Regions from separate parts of the Homo sapiens genome. Here region 1 is linked to region 2. A link is a loop called in an ENCODE intact Hi-C map of the cell type or tissue named here. Cell type or tissue: pancreas. All regions are shown on one strand. Each heading gives the region's core, and the rest is flanking DNA. Links, peaks and the distances in the headings are about the cores only. Region 1 overlaps TEX2 (testis expressed 2). Region 2 overlaps TEX2 (testis expressed 2).

What was found. A loop is a pair of places that touch in the nucleus more often than their neighbours do. Peaks named below come from ENCODE experiments on the same cell type or tissue, not always from the same donor. Only the 100,000 strongest peaks of a DNase experiment are listed, where the experiment ranks them.
Region 1: a loop joins it to region 2, with 2.3 times the contacts of the local background. A loop is called at or near these places in 18 of 110 quality-filtered maps.

What each region holds. Positions count from the first base shown.
Region 1 is chr17:64,158,978-64,168,700 of GRCh38, reverse strand. It overlaps TEX2 (testis expressed 2), which reads left to right. Exons shown (of 12, transcript NM_001288732.2): 8 at 7,768-7,900. Among named protein-coding and RNA genes, the nearest start is that of SNORA50C, 18 kb to the right of the region's middle. In pancreas, for the core only: no CTCF peak of the experiment used is centred there; no DNase peak of the experiment used is centred there; H3K27ac peaks cover 2,946 bases.
Region 2 is chr17:64,211,077-64,223,684 of GRCh38, reverse strand. TEX2 (testis expressed 2) reads left to right here. Exons shown (of 12, transcript NM_001288732.2): 2 at 9,443-11,111. The coding sequence starts at 9,468. Among named protein-coding and RNA genes, the nearest start is that of TEX2, 46 kb to the left of the region's middle. RefSeq lists enhancers at 5,812-6,643, 6,846-7,045, 6,644-7,476. In pancreas, for the core only: no CTCF peak of the experiment used is centred there; a DNase peak (open chromatin) is centred at 6,904; H3K27ac peaks cover 1,793 bases.

The DNA of each region.
Region 1 (9,723 bases), core at 808-5,807, 51 kb after region 2:
GCTCTATTTTCTAATGTGTAAGCAGCCTCTTATCTCAGGACTGCCCTTTGCTGAATTTGTAGAAATTTCCGAGGAGAGGGGAGCAGGGCCACAACCAGGCCCCTGTGGCTTTGAACTCTGCAGCCTCTCAGGGCAGCTTTGGTCAGGCTTTGAGTAAAATTCACCAAACACCTAAGTGTCAAGCTTCTTAACTGTTCTTCTAGAGCAGGAGCTATGGTGAGATATTTCACTATATAGATCAAAGCTTTGCCAGTTTTTAATCCATTTGAGGCTATTTAACTCCTTTCAGGGTACGTTTTTAGAGACTTGCCTGCTTGTGTAACAAGGGAGAAAATGGTATTAAAGGAACGATAAAGACATAAAGCCAGTGGGGTTTTCAAAGTTTGATCAAATCAGGTTTTTCCAAGTCCACAAATGATGCATGTATGATGATAAAACAGAAATGACCGTGAAAGAAATAAATAAGCATTTTGGATTCCAGTGCTCTACGGGGGAATCTTTCCTTTTAGTGAAATTTGAATCTGGGTGACAAGCAAACTGACTCTGAAAAGCAGAGCTCACCTTCCAGGGAAATGCGACCCAGGTGAAGGAGGCCTTCACAGCTCTAAGGAGCGCCACCTCCTATGGGATCCCCTCACATTCTTTTTAAAAATATTTCCTGGCTTGTGCTTGTTTGTTGGAGGAATATGTTCAGAAGGGATATTTTGGCCACAACTGGTTGGATTATCCCATCCTAGGGATGCTCTTCTTGAGGCAAGAGGCAGCACTGGTTTTGAGCACCAGCTCTGGACCCGACTACCTGGTCCACAGCTTCGTGGCCTCAGGCAAACCCCTGAACCACTTCACTTCCTCATCTCTCAAATAGGGATTCTTTTTTTTTTGAGATGGAGTTTCACTCTTGTCGTCCAGCCTGGAGTGCAGTGGCATGATCTCAACTCACTGCAACCTCCACCTCCTGGGTTCAAGTGATTCTCCTGTCTCAGCCTCCCAAGTAGCTGGGATTACAGGCACCTGCCACCATGACTGGCTAATTTTTATATTTTTAGTAGAGAGGGGGTTTCTCCCTGTTGGCCAGTCTGGTCTTGAACTCCTGACCTCAGGTGATCCACCCACCTCAGCCTCTCAAAGTGCTGGGATTACATGCATGAGCCACTGCGCCCAGCTCAAACAGGGATTCTTACAGCACCTACTTCATAAGCTTGTCGTGAGGATTAAATGAGTCAATACAAAAAAGGCACTAGAACAGCATCTGGAGCAAGGAGGAGCTCTATGCATGTCAACTAAGGATTGTTATTATCATGGCTGCCTGGATGCTGCTGTTAGGGCATTTAGCATGGAGGCGGCCATAGTGTCCAGTTGACCATCCTACAGATCAAAGCTGGCAGATCCTACTAGGATAAACAAAAACAAAACAAAACAAAACAAAATGGCATTCTCAGCTTTCATGGCCTTGCTGCTGTAAGAAGTCAAGTCTGTGGTTCTTCTGAATGAAATCGCACACAATGGCCATGTTGGCTTGTCCCTGTTCCAACACACACAACCTGTCTCAAGTGAATTGAATGAGGTTAAATGACCACCTTTTCCAGAGCAGCCTCACTTCCCACCAAAGGCAGATGGCTGGACGATAGGCAAGCTGTGTCCCTTAGAAACTGGCTGTGCTCCTCCTGCCTCAGCTCTGACGCCTCCTCACTCCACACACACCCTGGAACTAGCTGCTCTACCTGTGGGATATATATGGATTTCCTTTCTTTCCTTTAGGCCACACAGCAAGGTCCAGAAACCTGTGTATGTTACCCTTCCCCCACCAGACTGGCCTCCTCTACCCAGCCCTCATCCCTACCCTGGGCTGCCACCTCCAGGGCCTGCCACTCAGCCAAACTCTTTCCAGTCATTTTATTAACTCCATTAGGGTAATGTTTGTTCATTCATTCAACAAATACTCATTGTGGGAAAAACAGAAATATTCAGGAAAGGTAAAAAGGAAAATATTACCCATCATCCCACCATTCAGAGATAACCAGGGTTACCTTTTTAGTACATTTTTGGTATATGCTCTCCAAATCTTTTTTCTTATGGCTAAAAATTTAGAAAACATAGCTCTTTTTCAAAACCCTTGAAGAACTGGGAAGACTTGAAAGGGCAGTCAGATTGCCTCAATCCACCCTGCCATGTGTGTATGAGCCAAAGCCCAGAGAGGGGTGACTTGCCCGGGTCAGCAGCAGCCTCACACTTCCAACCTGTTTCATGGAGTCTAGGCCCCATCAGAGGCTGCCCATGAGCACTGGCTCTACAGCCAGGTCACCTGTGTTTGGGTCCTGCTCGTACACCATTCAGCGGTACAACTGTGGGGAAGCCACTAACCACTCTATACCTCAGTTTCCTCATCCTTCAAGTGCTGATGGCAGTCCTGCCCGCCTCGTTTGGGTGTGGTAGAGATGCAGTGTTACGTGTAAAGCACTCGGAGCACGTGGCACGTAGTAAGCATCAGTGTTAGCTGCTGCTCTCCGGCCACTGTGTTAGTATTAATAAAATCATCCTGAAGAGGCTGGGTGGGGGCCGCTTCTGTCAGCAGGTTTTTATCTTCTGTGCCTGAGTCCAGCGGTTTCAGAACAGGTGCCCACAGGTGTGTCAGCAGCGTCAGAATGATCCAAGGATGCAGACCACAACCCCTCAGGCTTAGATGAATTCATTTAGTCTTCGGGATGTTTGCAACATGAATTTAAAACTGCAAATAGCCACTGAGTGTCCACACAGACAGAGGACCCGACTGGGTTTTGCCTTGTTTTCAAGATACCAAATAACAGCCCAAATTTAGACTGAATGTCTCAGATTCTATGGAAATATTACCATGTCCCACAGAAATAGAAACCTTGTCTGTCTCCAGAGCTGCCCTTAGTCATCTGGACTGATATTCCAGACCTTAACCCACGTGCCTGGTGCCTTCACATCCAGTGTTCCAGACTGGATCCTACCAGGATCCACTACCTGTGTGCCTGGTGCCTTCACATCCAGTGTTGGGAGTGATGCTACTTTGCCACCTGAGTAATGACAGAAAACTGGAGCCAGAGTCAGTCATGACTTGCCCACTCCTCCTGCCACACGTGCTTCAAGAGTGACATCAGAGGGCAGCTACAGCCACTGGGGCTGCCTGGGCCTGAGCACCAAGGCAGGGCCATACTCTAGCACGTGGGGCTGATAGGAGTGGCTCTGACCAGACTGTGCTACGGGAAGAAAAACACTTAGTGTGGAAAGGGCTTAGTGTGGGAAGGGGAAATCATACCTCTTGTGGAACATGGGTCGGGTGGGGGACAGGGGACCCTGATTTGCAGCTTGTCAACCTTGAAGGGGTGGAGCTCTATTTCAGAGGACAGTTACAGGTAGATAAGGCTAAAAATGATGTCTATCATCAAAGACACATCCACACACAAGGAATTGCTAATTTTCTGTAGTATCTGAATGAGCAATATGGCACCAGTCTCTTTGCCAGGAGCACAACAGTCACTGGTGTGTTCTTCCCAGAGCTGAATAACTCCAACATCTGTTCTTGATAATGTTATCAAATGTTCCATTTTAAGAAGTTTTGTTCTTTGGATGCCAAATATTGACTTTCAGAGTGAAATCAGCTGTTAATAGTTACAGGTAGAAGGAAATGGAGGAGAAAATAACGTGAGGACCAAGTTCAGGTGTGCAGGGTTTTGGTTCCCTTAACTACTCCCAAGCAGCAGGTGCCCTCTCAAGCCTACTCCAGTGAGACAGATGCCTAAATAGTAATAAAACAGTGAACTGCTGTGTGAGATTATTAGATTCACATGGCCACGGGAGGACTGAGGCCATGGGGTCTGTTAACTGGAAAACCAGGCCGAAGGCAGAAGAGCCTCTTGTGGTTGTGGCCACCCCTTATCTGTGGGGACATACGCCAAGGCATTTTATGATACCAACTGGCATCATGGTCTGAGCTGCAGCAGCTGGCCTAGGCCACTTTTATTTTTCTTCAAACATACACTTCCTGAGGGCAGGGGTTCATCTCAGTGCTTTTGGCTCTGATATTGTACATTAAGAACGCATACACGCTTTTTGGTGGAATAAGCTGTAATTTTTGCCACAGTGTCTCTGTGTAGTGGTGGTAGTGGTAATTGATCCTGCCGCTGTGAAACTGAAGAGTGGAAAAACAGCATCTGAGCTCCTTCCAGGTCCTTGTACACAGACTAAGTCTTACTACATTGTCACTCGTGTTGCTGCATGAAGTGCCAGGGTTTTTTTTTTTTTTCTTCTTCTTCTTTTGAGACAGAGGCTAGAGTGCAGTAGGGCGATCGCGGCTCACTGCAACCTCTGCCCCCCAGGCTCAAGCCATTCTCGTGCCTCAGCGTACCTAGCAGCTGGGACTACAGGTGCGCACCACCATGCCTAGCTAATTTGTGTATTTTTAGTAGAGACGAGGTTTCACCATGATGGCCAGGCTGGTCTTGAACTCCTGGCCTCAAGTGATCCGCCTGCCTCAGCCTCCCAAAGTGCTGGGATTACAGGCGTGAGACACTGTGCCCAGCCTGAAGTGCCAGTTTTATAGGGGCTCGTTAATAATCGGGTGCCACTGGTTACCACTGGACAACCTCTCAACATGATGTGGAATAGACCCTTCGTATGCGTGCCTCCAGCCCCCTTTCCCAGAGAACCTCTCAGGACTGCCTGCTTACTCCTATTTAAAGGCATCAAAGATTATCCCACTCCTCAATTTCTGGTTTTGTTCTTGAGCACCAGCCAGGGCACATGGTTATAGAAAGTATTTTCAGTGAAATGCCTACAGCTAAGTCTTAACCATTTGTCAAGACTACAAAAGAAAGGGCCCTGTAACCGCATTCCTCTAGATTAAGTAGCATTTAGCTGGGTTACAGTGGAAGATGGTGCTCATGGGGCAGTGTATGTCCCCGTGTGCTCATTGTTGCTATGTTAGTCCCCAAGGGGAAGACAACCTTTCTAGTAACTGTGAATTTCATCTTTCAGTCTTGCAAGGCAGGGGCCTCCTGACTCACCTGTCACGTAACCGGTTGGTCTTTGCTCCAAGTTTTGGGAGTTGCCCGTGTCCCCAGGTTTTCAGGTCACGTTCTGCCTGCTGAATCATTGTTACAAAAGCAAATTTCTCCTACACTTAATGCTAAAATAGTCTTCTTACCCTCATCTGAATGCAAGCACATCATATTAGAGTCATTTGTTGGAATATTTATTTACCATTCATGTCTGCTTTTAAAAGTTCTTAAACCATTCCAGGCCAGGTGCAGTGGCTCACACCTCCCAAAGTAATCCCAGCACTTTGGGAGGCCAAGGCAGGTGGATCACTTGAGCTCAGGAGTTTGAAATCACCCTGGGCAATATGGCAAAACCCCATCTCTACCAAAAATAAAATATATATATATGTTAGCCGGGCATGGTGGCGGACCCCTGTGGTCCCAGCTACTCAGGAGGCTGTGGTGGGAGGATCACTTGAGCCTGGGAGGCGGAGGTTGCAGTCAGCCAAGATCGTACCAGGTGGCACTCCAGCCTGGGTGAGAGTGAGACCCCATCTCAGGGAAGAAAAAAGTTCTTAAAGCATTCTTGACTCTTTCATATTTTTATGAGTGCCAGGGCTGAGCAGGGCCCTGTGAGTGGGTCTCATGAGGTATATTCAGTGTTTAAAACAGACCCCTCACCCAGGCAGAGGCTCAGTCAGATGCCCAAGCCTCATCCTCAGATATCAGGCTCCATGGCTGACCAGTACAGCCTCTTCCCTGGCAACAGCAGCAAGGGAGACAGAGCAAGAAGTAAGGGTGGGCTGGTGAATGCAGAAAAAGGGAGGCTGCCTGGTCAGACTGTGCCAGGTGCCAGGGTGTACACAGCTCTCCCTGAAAGAGGCAGTATAGGTCTCCTTGGTGCAGACAAAGGTACTGATGGCACAGAAGTGAAGAAACTTCCAGTGAAACACAAGCCCCAATCTATGTGACTGGGCTCCTTGCTCTTCCCTGGGCCTTCCTCCACCTCCCAGCTCCTGGCAGGGACGCTGGACCACACATCATTTGGTAGAATGTCCCCGTGACTGGGCATGAGCCAGCAGTTTACTAAGCCTAAATCCATATATCTTCATTTAAAAAACAGACTAGCAAAACTTTCCATTTTGTAAGAAGTATAATTCTGGTGCCTTTAATATGTCCATTTTCAAAGGCAACGCATACTATTAATATTTATTAGAAACTTGACTAGAATTTTCAAAAGAAACGATTATGTTTGGATGTATATAGTAACTAGGTAGTTTGAATATTAATTTTCAAAGCTGGAAATACTATACAACAATAAATATCTCCTTTATTGTTGTTCTTTTACATTGAGTTTAAATCTATTAATATTAGCCTTTTGCTCTAATCCCCTTTCTCCTGAAGTGATTAAAAACTAAATGTCTTTATTAAAGCAGATATACCCTTTATTTCCAGTAATAGTACCTTTGAAGAGCAAGCTAATTAATTCTTTCTAACTGCTTAATGTAAACAAGAAATACAACAGTTTTGTGAGTATTGCTGCAAAGAAGATAATCACAATTGATCTCCATATCACTTAATTAAACCAGGTCATTCATGGAAAATAATTACCTTCCATTATGGTAAAAAGAATTTGTTGAAAACAAAATGGAAATCATCCTGCCTTTAGTGAGGAATGACACCATTAGTGCTGGGTGGGGTTAAGCAGTGGTTTTATCTGAGGTGGTGGCCGTGTAGGGGATGGGCTGTTTACTGTAATTGCTTGAAAACAATGCTGTATGTGAACGATGGTTTTAGATTAATTTCCTGCTTCCTTTTAGATGTCATTTGTCATGTGAGGATCTATAAAAGTTTATTAACATTTAAACACCCACTTAAAGGATCACATTTTGATAGAAAGTCCATGAGGTCTTCTGGAGCCCCGAGTCTGAAAAATCACAGAAAAATACTTGACAAATCATAGAATCCTCAAGTAGAAGAGGGTCATGAGATAAACCCTGTTTGCATTTTAAACCACTGAACAGCGGCCATTGCAGTAAAATTCCATGAAGCTACAAGCCTTTTAGATATGATCTCATTGGCATAGTATCTTTCCTAAGGAGCTGATTTTTAGCCTAAGGTACAAAGTGATTATGCAATTGTATCTGGATAATCCTGGGAATTGAAAGTTAATTCTTTGGTTCCCATCAGTGGGCAGTTTCCAGAAAGAAAGGAAGGTCTTAAACGTTTTTGTCACTCTTCCTGTTAAATCTGAGCCATTTTCTGTGTCCCACTCCCAATACTGGAGAATTTTAAGAAAGACAGCGGTTCTCATATGTGTCTTTAAAGAACAACCCAGCTTACAGAGAAGTCTTAGCACTTCCCTTGTGCCTCGTAACTGGCTGGGCATCAGCATGCCTTGTCCTGGCTTTGCCCTGGGTCAAGCCATTTTCTTCCGCTAGGCATATGTCTTCTTACTAAATACAAGGAGATTTTAGAAGCCAGAGGATGGGACCCTTCCAATGCTGACTTGTGCACTGAATTCCCCAGGATCCTGTGAATGGGTCCTCAGATGCTGGCTGTTTACCAGGGGCTCGATGTATTCCATGACCTGTTCTCGTGTGTGTCGATGGCACAATGTGCTCTCAGTCCTCTTCTCAACTAGAGTAGTAGACGATACATGGACTTTCAGTATGGTGCCTATTTAGATATTTTTAAATGTAAGTCATTTATAGTCATGTGTTTTTTTGAGGGAAAAAAACCTTCTGTTTTTTCACCATTTCTCCAGGACTCTGGATTGATTTGGAAATGTCCTACAATGGGTCCTTTCTGATGACTCTCGAGACCAAAATGAATTTGACCAAACTAGGTAAAGAGCCTCTTGTTGAAGCCCTGAAGGTTGGAGAAATTGGCAAAGAAGGGTAAGGGGCTATATATGAATTTACTAATCCAATCCTGGGGCACCAGCTTCTCCCTCCAGCCTTTGAGAAGCAGATTTGATGTGTAGTGGCCCCTGGATGTTGAGTGAGCTTCTGTGTAAGTGCTCCTGGACCAGAGCATTTCAGGGAATGGTTTCCTAGTCTCATCCCCAGTGGCCTGTGAGTTCCCAACCCAGCTCAGCTGTGACAGCGCCTTTGACCTCAGTGCTGGTGGTGGTACACATGGAATTGATTACCCAGAAAACATCACTGACTCAGACAAGCAGGGCAGACTCATCCGAGCAATAAAATGATCCTCGAATAGAATCATGAAGATCCTTCCGGTCATAAACAGCAATATGTGGAGCAGGCTGAATCTACCTGCTTTAATCACAAAGTCAGAATTATTTATAATTAGATGATTGATTTTGTAGCACAGAGGGTGCTCCTAAAAGTGTTTTGAGAAGCATTTTCCCTAAATAATACAATATTGACTTGCGTAGTAAATCCCTCTCTTTGTAGATAGTGTATCTGCTGCCTAGGGTTTGTCTGATTTAGTAAATATTCCAAAATTGTGAGGTAACTCATGAAGCTTAATTTTTTTCCCTCTTAAATGCCTAGAATAGATAAACTGGAACTTTTACATCCTATTCTCCTTAAAATTACTGCTTTGACTATAAATTTAAATTATATTATTGTTTTTACCAAATTAAAAATGTTGACTAGAGGCTACTTCTCACATCTTTAGCCCTTTGCATGGAATCAACAGTATGATGACATGAAAATGTCACAAGGAGCTACCTCCATGGGGTCTAAATATAAGATACTGGCTCTTAGACTTTTGCTTGGTTCTGGTACTGACCTAATGCTTTTATTCATGCTTGTGGTAGTAGCAGATTGGGGGAGCTGGGTTATGCATTGGAGAATATTCTTTTACTTAGATTATTCTGATTTATTCAAGTTACTTAATGAAATGTTTCTATTTTAATAATTGGAGAATTTTACCAGCTATATGCAATCTAACCGGTGTCTGTGCTATTTTCCTTTCATTTTTCTATTTGTTAAAATATGTTTGGATTCGGCAATCTGTGGATTTATATTTTCTGGTGAGTGTGGTATTTATCAACTCTCCACATAGCATTTCATACCCTGTAACTTCTGAGTCTTGTTCGGTCCCATGTGAAACCATGAGGAAACCTGTCTTTTCATCACGTTCTTGGACATAAAGGCATCACGTTCTTGGACATAAAAGCCTGAGAGAACCGACACCAGGAGTAGTTAAGAGGCTTTCCTGACAGGGAAAGTCTTATAGACTTCCCCAATTTGAATTGCTGGAGTCCTGATCTAGTCAGACTCAATTCCTTGTCCTGCTGTCCCCACCCCACCCCCACGCATAGCTGAGCACATTAAATCTAGCTCATGACGACAGAGTTGCAGAACCAGCTGCCTAGAAAATGAAGCACCTGAAGCAGAAGCAGTCTTGAAAATGAGATCTAATAAAAAGGGAGTGTGGCAGAGCAACCTCAGGCAGATGCGTTTGTGCAAGGAGCCCTTTCTAGAAACAGCACCATGTGGGCACAGGGGCACAGGGACTCCATTGCAAAGGGGGTCTTGGGCACCGGGGGTGGCAACCAGGCCGGTCCCTGAGGTGCTTGCCACGTATGCGTCCACATTCACTGCTATTCATGCAGCCCTCGTAGCCCAGTTTCAAGTTCATAAACTCTGGCCGATCAGAGGGTGGACGTGTTTCTGGAAAGCTGTGCTTCTCTAGACTGAGTGAAAAAAAGATCCTCTGCTTTAGGAATGTGATGGTATTATATTTCACT
Region 2 (12,608 bases), core at 4,620-9,619:
TGTACCTGGAGGCTGGTTCCATTTTCAATGAAATTTGCTTTCTTCCCTCCCTGCCTTACCCTGTCTCTCATTCTTTCCTCCAGTATTTCCTCTAATCTAGTATATGAATTAGAAGTAAATAATATTCATGGCTATACTACTATTTGGCCTAGTGTGTTTGCTATGAACAAACACGTGTTGGTGATAATTGAGTGGCCTGGAACGAACCATCTGCTCTTTTTATGGCTCTGATTCTAGAACCCCAGGATTGTGAAAGACAGAGCTAGGAAGGGCAGTTATTAGTAGAAAATGAGACCAAAGAAAAAAAGTGAAAAAAAAAAAAAAAAAGCCAGATTCAGTGAGGTTAATATTATCTTGGAATTAATAAATGCTAATATTGAGTCTTGAAATGGCTCTTCATTTTTTATTATACAGCCTGATTTATTGTTGATTGGTTTTTCATGGCCTAATTGATGATGATGACCTTTTTGGGTGAACAGAAAGCAAATAAACCTCATTGCTGTTTGATACGCTCACTCTGACTCCACTGACACAGAGCGCAGTTGGCTCCAGTTTGAGGCCTTTGTTTTTTATGAGTTCAAGTTAGATGGCAGCTACTAATTTGTAAACTAGATAGAACAGAATCCTACATAAATTCTGGAGAGAGAAGCCCTTATTAGAGGCTTTCTCAGTCTTAATGGGAGAGATGAACTTCTTCATAGGGATAGCAACCTTAAAGGAGGATTCTGGCAAAGACCTTAGGAAGGACCCATCAGCAGAAGAGTTTGAGACATCCTGCTTTCTGGAAACATACCGGATCAAGGCTAAGGTTTAGAGGGCATTTGGCTCCAAATAGCCTCCCCCACCCCACCCCTGCCCCACCCCAAATGTATGGGAGCATAAATACATTTACATCTATTATCTTATAACTTAACCACACTGTAGTGTAAACACTAAAGAACAATGTGAAGTTTTTGAATAGAATTGTTTTAGTTGGCATAACAAGTGGTTCAGAGTATTATTTCTTTGTAGTTTTGAAGAGTGAAATCTTTTAAAATTTTATATTATTTGTTTATTTTTTAAAATAGTGATGGGTCTCCTGTGTTGACCAGGCTGGTCTCAAACTCCTAGCCTTAAGCAGTCCTCCCATCTTGACCTCCAATTTTTGCTTTTTTTTTTTTTTTTTTGTGAGTTGGAATCTCGCTCTGTTGCCAGGCTGGAGTGCAGTGGCGCGATCTCAGCTCACTGCAACCTCTGACTCCCAGGTTAAAGCGATTCTCCTCCCTCAGCCTCCCGAGTAACTGGGATTACAGGTGCCCACCACCACACCCAGCTAATTTTTGTATTTTTAGTAGAGACGGGTTTCACCATGTTGGCCAGGATGGTCTCAATCTCTTGACCTGGTGATCCACCCACCTCAGCCTCCCAAAGTGCTGAGATTACAAGCGTGAGCCACCGCGCCTGACCAATTTTTGCTTTTTAAAATGTAACTAACCTGCACATATACTGGCCTTCAAATTTTATTTTTAATTATGATAAAATACGTATAGCAAAATTTTACCATCTTAACCATTTTTAAGTTCGGTAGTATTAAGTATATTCACATTGTTATACAACCAATCTCCAGAACTTTTTCATCTTATAAAACTGAAATTCTGTATCCATTAAACAACATCTCCCCATTTCCTCCTCTGCCAGCCCATGGAACTCTTCATTTTCCTTTCTGTTGCTATGAATTTGACTACTTTAGATACCTCTTGTAAGTGGAATCATACAGTATTTGTCTTTATGTGACTAGTCAGCTTATTTCGTTAGCATAATGTCCTCAAGGTTCATCCATGTAGTAGCATGTGACAGGATTTCCTTCCTTTTAAGGCTGAATAATATTCCCTTGTGTTTGTCCATTCATCTGTCAGTGGACACTTGGGTTGCTTCCACCTCTTGGCCATTGTCTGAAATGCCACTGTGAACATGGGTGTGCAAATATCTTTTTGAGACCCTGCTTTCAATTCTTTTGGATATATACCCAGAAGTGGGATTGGAGGATTATATGGTAGTTCTATTTTTAACTTTTGAGAAACTTCCATACCAGTTGCGCCATTTTACAGTCTTGCCAATAGTGCACAAAAACTCTAATCTCTGTACAACCTTGCCAACACTTCTTTTCTTCTTTTTTAATTGTAGTCATCCTAATGGATGTGGGGTGATATCTCATTGCGGTTTTAATTGCATTTTCCTAATAACTAGTGATGTTGAGCATCTTTCCATGTGCTTGTTGCCCATTTGTATATCTTTTTGGAGAACTGTCCTTTCAAGTCCTTTGCCCATTTTTTTAAAAATGTAATTTAATTTTAAGTTCCAGGATACATGTGCAGGACTTGCAGGTTTGTTAACATAGGTAAATGTGTGCCATGCTTGTTTGCTGCACCTGTCAACCTAGGTGTTAACCCCCACATGCATTAGCTATTTATCCTGATGCTCTCCCTCTTCCTGCCCCCTGCCCCCTGACAGGCCCCAGTGTGTGTTATTCCCTTCTCTGTGTCCAAGTGTTCTCATTGTTCAGGTCCCACTTATAAGTAAGAACATGCAGTGTTTGGTTTTCTGTTACTGTGTTAGTTTGCTGAGGATAATGGCTTCTAGCTCCATCCATGTCCCTGGAAAGGACATGATCTCATTTCTTTTTATGGCTGCATAGTATTCCATGGTGTATATATACCACATTTTTTTAGTCCAGTCTATCATTGATGGGCATTTGGGTTGATTCTGTGTCTTTACTATTGTGAATAGTGGTGCAGTGAACGTATGTGTGCATGTATCTTTATAAGAGAATGATTTATATTCCTTTGGGTATATACCCAGTAATGGCATTGCTGGGTCAACTGGTATTTCTGGTTCTAGGTCTTTGAGGAATTGCCACACTGTCTTCCACAATGGTTGAACTAATTTATATTCCCACCAACAGTGTAAAAGCATTCCTATTTCTCCACAGTCTCACCAGCATCTGTTTTCTCTTGACTTTTTAATAATTGTCATCTGACTGGTGTGAGATGGTATCTCATTGTGGTTTTGATTTGCATTTCTCTAATGATCAGTGATATTTAGCTTTTTTTCATATTTTTTTTGCTGCATAAATGTCTTCTTTTGAGAAATGTCTGTTCATGTCCTTTGCCCACTTTTTAATGGGGTTGTTTTTTTCTTGTACGTTTGTTTAGGTTCCTTGTAGATTCTGGATATTAGACCTTTGTCAGATGGATAGATTACAAAAATTTTCTCCCATTCTGTAGGTTGCCTGTTCACTCTGATGATAGTTTATTTTGCTGCACAGAAGCTCTTTAGTTTAATGAGATTCCATTTGTCAGTTTTTGCTTTTGTTGCAATTGCTTTTGACGTTTTCATCATGAAATCTTTGTCTGTGCCTATGTCATGAATGGTATTGCCTAGATTTTCTTCTAGGGTTTTTATAGTTTTTGGGTTTTCCGTTTAAGTCTTTAATCCATCTTGAGTTAATTTTTGTATAAGGTGTCAAGTTGTTTGTTATTAGAGTTCTTTACATTTTCTGGATATTAACCCCTTATCAGATAAATGATTTGCAGATATTTTCTTCCCCTCCATAGGCCACCTGCATTCCTTGGGTCATGCTCCTTGCTCTCATTACTCTGATGTCTGCTTCTGTTTCACATCGCCTTCTCTGAGTTTCTGCCTTCCTCATATCTTTTAAGGGCACTTGTGATTACATTGGGCCCACCCAGGCAATCCAGGATAATCTTTCCATCTCAATCATATCTGCAAAATCTCTGTTGCCATGGGAAGTAACAGATTCACAGGTTTTAGGGACTAGGATGTGGACGTCTCTGAGTGGGGTAGGGGAGGAGCATTACCTGTGTACCACGTCCCTTATCTCCCCTGCCTGCCTTCACAGGAACTAGACTTATCTCTTTAGTGACTTAAGTCAATTTGGACTGTTCCTCATGTTTTCTTTTCCTTTCCAACCTTCCATCTGGTCCTGTTGCTTCATTCTTTTCCTTCTCTTTCCATCTGCCTTTTCTTGCCAGCTCCACATCCACTCCTCTAGTTTAGGCATTTCTTACATCATGCTTTGGCTGCCAGAATAGCCTTAAAACTGGTCTGCTTGCCTGTAATTCTCCCTTTAGATATTTTATTTTATTTTATTTTATTTTATTTTATTTTATTTTATTTGATGAGATGGAGTCTCACTCTGTTGCCCAGGCTGGAGTGCAGTGGCCCAATCTTGCCTTACTGAAACCTCCTTCTCTCAGTTTCAAGCGATTCTTGTGTCTCAGCCTCCTGAGTAGCTTGAATTACAGGCATGCGCCACCACGTCCAGCTGATTTTTGTATTTTTAGTAGAGATGAGGTTTTGCCATGTTGGCCAGGCTGGTCTCGAATTCCTGACCTCAAGGGATCCACCCACCTCAGCCTCCCAAAGTGCTGGGATTACAGGCGTGAGCCACTGTGCCTGGACTCCCTGTAGGTATTTTAAACTCATCTTGATGCATACTTGTAAAAACAAATCTATGCCTGATAATTCCATTATCTGAAGTCCTTATTTTTCTGTTATATTCTATTTCTGCTGGTCCTTAGTCTTGTTTCCTCATCTGCTTGGTTACCTTTGGTTATGTGCTTACCATTCATTGTATTTGAGAAAGTATTTCTCGGAATAACTTGAGGCTTCGGGTGAAAGTGCTTTGCTTTCGTGGGGAGAGAATTTCTTCTGCCAGGTCCCTGGAGGTATTTCTGGTCCAAGACCACCTTGGAAGAAGCTCATGGTTGAGATTCCCTGGTTCTTTCAGAGGAGGCAAACCTAGGCCTCCAGTCTAAGTGAGGCCTGGTTTGCTTCTGGTTCACCTGTTACCTAGTAGCTGTAGTCCTTTGGGGTCCCGGCTCCTTGAGGAAGAGTCTCCAGTTGGTGTTCCACGCTGGCCAGCCCTGGATGTTGACTTCTGCTCAGGAGGCTGTTAAAGTGAAAGGCTGCCGGGTGTGGTGGCTCACACCTGTAATCCCAGCACTTTGGGAGGCCAAGATTGGTGGATCACAAGGTCAGGAGTTCAAGACCAGCCTGGCCAATATGGTGAAACCCCATTTCTACTAAAAATACAAAAATTAGCCAGGTGTGGTGGCGGGCGTCTGTAGTCCCAGCTACTGGGGAGCCCGAGGCAGGAGAATCACTTGAACCTGGGAGGCGGAGGTTGCAATGAGCCGAGATTGTGCCACTGCACTCCAGGCTGGGTGACAGAGCAAGACTCTGTCTTTAAAAAAAAAAAAAAAAAAAAAAAAAAAAAAGTGAAAGTGTCCTTTGCCAGACTAGGCTAGGCCAATGCTTGAGGGCAAGGTGGCTTCTCTAGAGCTCATACCTCGGGGTTCCTGTTTTCTTTAGTTTCTGTACTGTTATTCCTTGCTCAGTTCTTGAAGCTTCAAAGCCTTTCAGACTTTTTTTTTTCTGGAGTCAGAGTCTCACTTTGTCACCCACGCTGGGGTGCAGTGCCACAGTCTCAGCTCACTGAAACCTCTGTTTCATGGATTCAAGCAATTCTTGTGCCTCAGCCTCCCTAGTAGCTGGGATTACAGGTGTGAGCCACCGTGCCCAGCCATTCAGAAATTTTTTTTCAATGTATTCATTGTTAGTTGTGTTCAGCAGAATTGTGAGCCTGATAATGGAGCCTGCCTTCCCAGACAACCAGACTCCAGACCTGTTTTTCCATGTTGCCTCTGCCACCCTCATCCATTCTGGGACGGGACGTGATTAATTTTGTGTACCACTTTGATCATGTCAGACTTTTGCTTAAACACCTCTCCAGCACGAAATCATACCTATGGGAGCCTGGCGACAACATGAGCTACAGCTCTCCTTCCCATCACAAGGCTTGGGGGGTCAGTGTTAAAACCCAAGGGCTTTGTAGTCTGCTGGAACTATGGGAAAAAGAGACTGTTGAGAAGGAAGCTTTCTTTTTTGGCCTTTCAGTTCCTGAGGGCTTGAGAGAAGCTTGTCTCTTTTTTTGAGCCTGGGTATAATTGAGTTTCAGGAGTAGAGGGCAGGAGGCTAGCCATTTTATATGGTACCAGATTGTCAGATGGATAATGAGACCTTTCATTTCTCAGTGCGGCCAGTCACATGCTGCTGGTTGAGAACTGAGGTCTTAGCTTGTAAGTGAGCTGTCCATGACGGAGCACAGAGGGCAGGTACAAAAGCTGGGACAAAGCAGGAATAAAGAGCGTGTGTGGCATGTTTGAAAAGGCACCCTGCCGGGCATCGGGCCTCAGTGTCAGGAAGCCCATGTTGTCAGTGCTGTGCCCTTGGACAAACCATGTAGTCTTCCTGGGTGTCAGTCAGGTCCTTCCTCTTGGCCTTGGCTGTCCTGCATGGCTGTGGCTGTGGGAGGGTCGGCTCAGTTGGCCTTAGCAGCCAGCCACTGGGAGGACAGAGAGAAGAGGGAACTTGAAGTGGTCCCCAGGAGGAGGCAGAGGCAGTGACCACTTGATAGGTTGTCTAGAGCCCAAACCATGGTCTCTGGTTCTAGCACACTCAATTACCCAGCAGTTTGGGGCCTGGAAGCAGCCTTTGTTTATCTAGCCTAATCCCCTCATTTTGCAGATGAGCAAACAGAAGCCTGGACATTTTCTTGTATTTAAAGAGCAGTAGTGATGCTCCGGCCTCGTGTGGCTTATTTTAGTAAAAATCTAGAGAAGTGGAACCAGGCTTTGGTTAGTGTGGGTTTGGGGGCATTTACTGTGAACCTCTGAGGCCACTGTCTGAGTGAGCCCTGGAGGACAATAACAACAGTGAGCCAGAGCCTGCCCCCATCTGGCCACCTGACACCCAGCTCTCCCTGGGGCCCACCTTCAGCTCTGTCCGCCCAGTCTGATCAGAGGTCGCTTTACCTGGCCAGTCAGGGGGCCCAAGTGTGTGGAGGATTAGGCAAGCAGGGTCCTGGTGACCTCCACACGAAAAATAACTCTGCTTCCTGAGCAGGTGCCAGCTTTTTGTTCCCTGGGGCCTGGCCTGACTGCTGAGACCGCAGGCTTCTGAACGCATTGCTGTTTTCACCCTTTGGCGCTAGGCTGGGCCTAACTTTGCCCTTAGATTCCCAGGCCTTCTTATCCTCAACTGCAGACGGGCCTCTCCACTCTTGCCTTGGTTCCTGAAGGACCGATTCACTCTGTTCAACCTCAAAATCATGCACTTTGTACTTGGACTTGTGCCCACAGTTACCTTCATTTATAGCCACCGCTGTGGGTGAAGCAGCCTCAGAACAGCAGAGCCTTACATATCATCCTTTTATGTTATGAAAGCAACTTAAATGAGTTTTTCAGCCCACTGAGAATTATCAAATACCAAACTTTTCTTTTTAAATTACCTCTATAATTTTCTTTTTAAATTGCCCTTATAAAACTAGGTGATAGTTAAATGAAAAACATATGTTGCTTCTGATATTTTTCTTCTTACTAAGCCTACAAATTCCTTAGCTTAAGATAACAGGGAAGGATTGTCCTGGACCCGAGGCTGTGTTTTTCTGGCTGCTGCCAGTTCCTGGATTTAAATTGCTTTGTTGGTGGATAGAGATCATTCCCTTTTCCTGGATTCAGGATAGGAAAGCCTGAGGGTCACAAATGAGCCTGGACAGAACTGTGTGTGAAAGTTTTTACGGTAACTTCTCTCAAATATTTGATACTGAAATTGTGTAGTTTCAGCTTGAGTCCATGTTGCAGCTGGGCCCTTGAATGTAATTCTTGTCATCCTTGGAATATTTCCTCCTTCTAGTGATCCAGGATCACTGTTTCCCAAACCCCCTTATTCCCCTACCCATTTTATGATTTCTCTTGTTGGTAATATCAGTTGCCAGCATTTTGAACCTGAATATTTAGCAGAAGGCTTAAATTAGGAGCTCTTCAAATTAAAGAAATAAGCAAGCCACATAATGTCGATTGTGGTAGATTACTTGTAAGCGTATTGTGTTGGGTTGGATACAGTCACCTGTAAACATAAACGTGTAGCGTTTTAAATTTGGAAAGGACTGTGGATCTACCTCCATTTTACAGACCAAGATACTGAGACATCGAGAGGCCCTGGCTTGTTCAAAGTCCCACAGAGTCAGCTGTAGAAAGACAAGTACTAGAAGCCCTATGTCCTGGGCCCAAGCTGGGTGCTCTTTCCACTGCCCCACGATGCCCCTTTTGTCTCAATGGCCTCCCACTGCTCCCCACACTCACCCTCTGTCCTGGAAACAGAATAGAGCCAGGTGGCTGCACACACCATGCCCATTGCCATCTTTATGCCCTTGTCCCTTCCCTCTGCCTAATCATGCTCATCCCACTACAACTCACCCATCAGTTCCAAAGACCCGTTGGATGTCCCACCTCCCACACTGGTGTCATCCTCCTCAGAACTTCTGAAGCGTGCCCTGTGTCTTGGCTCTTTTTACATGGTCTCTGTCCAGGTGTGGTCTTAATTTTTACATAGTAGGGCTAGTGCCCAGTAAATGGGCCATGAGTGAATAAAGAGAGATGACTGTACCATGTCACAAGGTGGGCGTGGCATCTTGTTTTGCTGCCCAGCTTTTCAGGCTTCTGACTTCGTTCCAGCTAAGCTCCAGAAAGAAGCAATCAGCTATTAAGCTCCAGAAGGGCAGAAAGCATAGCTTCCACATCTCTCACCACAGTCCTTGGTAGAGTTCTTGGTTGGTGGTGGGTTACAGCAGTGATACTTCATTTTCCTGACACATGAATCTTGCATTCAGTTTAAAATATGTTTGCTTTATCCTGATGCCTCAGAACGTGGCCATGTCCTCATGGCTGCCTCATGTCTTCATGGCTGCCTAAATACTCTGGTCTTATGGTACCTACCATTTGAGGAGGCCAACAGACCATGGCAATTAGTTTACAGATTTCCACATTTGGATACTTTGCTACTTACTTGCAATAGCAGGAAGTTGGGAGATGCAGGCCAAATAATTGTTAGGATTGCTGTGAAAATTGCAGTGAACGCAATACCCCTCCTGGGTTAGCTTGTTACAGCTACAAGACTCCTAGTGAAATTTTTGTTCCAAGATCCTCAAACTCAACAGGATGCTACATTTTATCCTGTTGGGCTTCTCAAGCAATGCTGGTAACATCTATTGTTCAGGTATTTTAAGGCTTAAGATAGAAAATTGTTGGTAGAAATTAACCAGTTAAAAGGGAGGAAATGATTACTCAGGTGTTGTGAAGTAAGACAGATTGTATGGCATTTATAACATTGGTTATGTAGTTTGCTCATAAAAGAGAATGCCTAACTGGAATTTAGTGAAAATTAAACCATTAAACCCAATGAAGTGAAAAACGGTGGACATCTGCCAAGTAAAAGCATAATCACCACTTAAACAGCTTCATCTGTGCTCCTATCTGCGAATGACAGCGTCTCCTGTGGAGAAACTGCTCTCTGACTTCTGGTTTTCTCACTGTTTTCACAGAGCCTGAGCCCTTGTGAAGCCGGCAATGACAAGTCTGTATGGTCGCCATGCCGAGAAAACCACTGACATGCCAAAACCATCAGCCCCTAAAGTGCACGTGCAGAGGTCCGTGTCCCGAGATACCATCGCCATTCACTTCTCGGCATCCGGCGAGGAGGAGGAGGAAGAGGAGGAGGAGTTCAGGGAGTACTTTGAGGAGGGGCTGGATGACCAAAGCATTGTAACAGGGCTGGAAGCCAAGGAAGACCTCTATCTTGAACCCCAAGTTGGCCATGACCCCGCCGGCCCTGCTGCCTCGCCTGTCCTGGCAGATGGACTGTCCGTGTCCCAGGCCCCTGCCATTTTGCCCGTCTCCAAGAACACTGTAAAGCTGTTGGAGTCCCCTGTTCCAGCAGCACAAGTATTAAGTACAGTGCCATTGGCTGTGTCCCCAGGGTCGTCTTCGTCGGGGCCCTTAGCTAGCTCTCCCAGTGTGTCATCCCTTTCTGAGCAGAAAACCAGTTCTTCCTCCCCATTGTCCTCTCCTTCTAAGTCTCCCATCCTCTCATCCAGTGCCTCAACCTCCACCCTTTCCAGTGCAAAACCCTTCATGAGCCTTGTGAAGTCCCTGTCGACCGAGGTGGAGCCAAAAGAATCCCCACACCCCGCAAGGCACAGGCACTTGATGAAGACATTAGTCAAGTCTCTGTCCACGGACACTTCCCGGCAGGAGTCGGATACAGTGTCCTATAAGCCACCTGATTCCAAACTGAACTTACACCTGTTCAAGCAGTTCACACAGCCCCGAAACACAGGTGGAGATTCCAAAACTGCACCTTCTTCCCCACTGACTTCTCCCTCTGATACTCGTTCCTTTTTTAAAGTGCCCGAAATGGAGGCTAAAATTGAAGATACTAAACGACGCCTTTCAGAAGTCATCTATGAGCCTTTTCAGCTCCTTAGTAAAATTATAGGGGAAGAAAGTGGCAGCCATAGGCCCAAAGCCTTATCTTCAAGTGCTTCAGAACTCTCCAATCTGTCCAGCTTGAATGGGCACTTGGAAAGCAATAACAACTACAGCATCAAGGAGGAGGAGTGTGATTCTGAGGGGGATGGCTACGGAAGTGATTCCAACATCCCCAGAAGTGACCACCCAAAGTCCACTGGTGAGCCCACAAGAGAGATAGAACTGAAAAGTTCCCAGGGGAGCAGTCTGAAGGATTTAGGCCTGAAGACAAGTTCTCTAGTTCTGGAGAAATGTTCTTTGTCTGCCTTAGTGAGCAAAGAAGATGAAGAGTTTTGTGAACTGTACACTGAGGACTTCGATTTGGAAACGGAGGGGGAGAGTAAAGTTGATAAGCTCTCAGATATTCCTCTCAAGCCAGAGGTGCTCGCGGAAGATGGTGTGGTCCTTGACAGTGAGGACGAGGTGGACTCGGCCGTGCAGCACCCGGAATTGCCAGTGAAGACGTTGGGCTTCTTTATAATGTGTGTCTATGTGTACCTCATCCTCCCCCTCCCCCACTATGTGAGTGGACTCTTTCTGGGAATTGGCCTTGGATTCATGACTGCAGTTTGCGTGATTTGGTTTTTTACACCACCAAGTGCTCATAAATATCACAAGTTACACAAAAATCTGCGACACTGGAACACAAGATCTCTGGATATCAAAGAACCTGAAATACTGAAGGTAAGCCTCTCCCCGGGAGCTGGCTAGTACACACACTTCTCACATACAGCCGTATTTTAGATCTGACTTGTTTTTTGGTTAGCTGTTAAAGATTTTTGCACAGGCCGTGTTTTTTAAGAGCTTGGGGCCACTTCATTCTCCAGGCACCCAGTCAACTCATCTGGTAAACCTCATTCTAACCCAAGCTTTGCAGATTCACAAAGTAGTTTCTGAAAGATCTCTGTGACTCTAGAGAATAGTGTTTACATCAGTTCCTGTTCTGGTCTGTCTCTAAACTTACTTGGAATGTGCTACTTGCTGAGCATTTTTAATGGCTGAGTCTGTTAGGGTTCACTATTCTTGAGACCTTGAAGAAGGGTTAAATACTCCCGGAATTGCAAGAGGAGGGAAGGAAGAAGAGAAGGCAAATTAATGTCAGCTGTTGGCCCCTGCTGGTGCTCCTCTTTCCTTTGCACGGTGGGGAATGGGATGGAGAAAGATGTCATCTTTCACTGCATATCAGATGTCAGGCTTTTGGGCCTCCTGAGGGGTCCCTGGGACAATTCATTGGGAAGCAGGAAGAAACATTCATCTAGCTGTCTAATCTGTCGATTGAGACGGAGTCTCACTATGTTGCCTAGTGTGGTCTCAAACTTCTGGGCTCAAGTGATCCTCCTGCTTCAGCCTTCCAAAGTGCTGGGATTACAGGTGTGAGCCGCTGTGTCCAGCCTAGAACTTCTATTTATTATTATTTTTTTGCATATTAAAATTTCTGGTTATGTGTATACACACTATAAAAGTACAATTAGAACTTATATAGTTTGTAAGTTATATGCACACACACATTTATGTACAGTATCCAAGGGGGCATTGGTTTCAGGACCCCCCCCAAGGATACCAAAATCGATGAATGTTTCAGTCCCTTATGTAAAATGGCATAGTATTTGTATTAATATATAACCTATGCTCATTCTCCTGTATACTTTTAAATCATCTCTAGATTACTTATAATACCTAACATAATGTGAATGGTTATTATGCTGTATTTTTAAATTTGTATCTTTTTTACTGTTGGATTGTTATTATTTTTTTTAATTTCATATTTTCAATCCAAGGTTGATTGAATCCATGGATATAGAGGGCTGATTGTATATGTTTTTAGAGATAAGGTGGAAAGCCAGAAAAGTTTAGAGACCACTGCTTTATAAAAGTTATCTAATTCAGCTTCATAACCATCCAGGAGTTTGATGCTTCCAGTTTTACACATGAGGAGATTCAGGCTCTGAGAGAGGTGGTCATTGTCCAAGGTGTCTTGCTACTTAATAAGTAATAGAGGCTGGGCATGGTGGCTCACGCCTGTAATTCCAGCACTTTTGGAGGCTGAGGGAGGCAGATCACTTGAGGTCAGGAGTTCAAGACCAGCCTGGCCAACATGGTGAAACCCTGTCTCTACTAAAAATACAAAAATTAGCTGGGCTTGGTGGCGTGCACCTGTAATCTCAGCTACTTGGGAGGCTG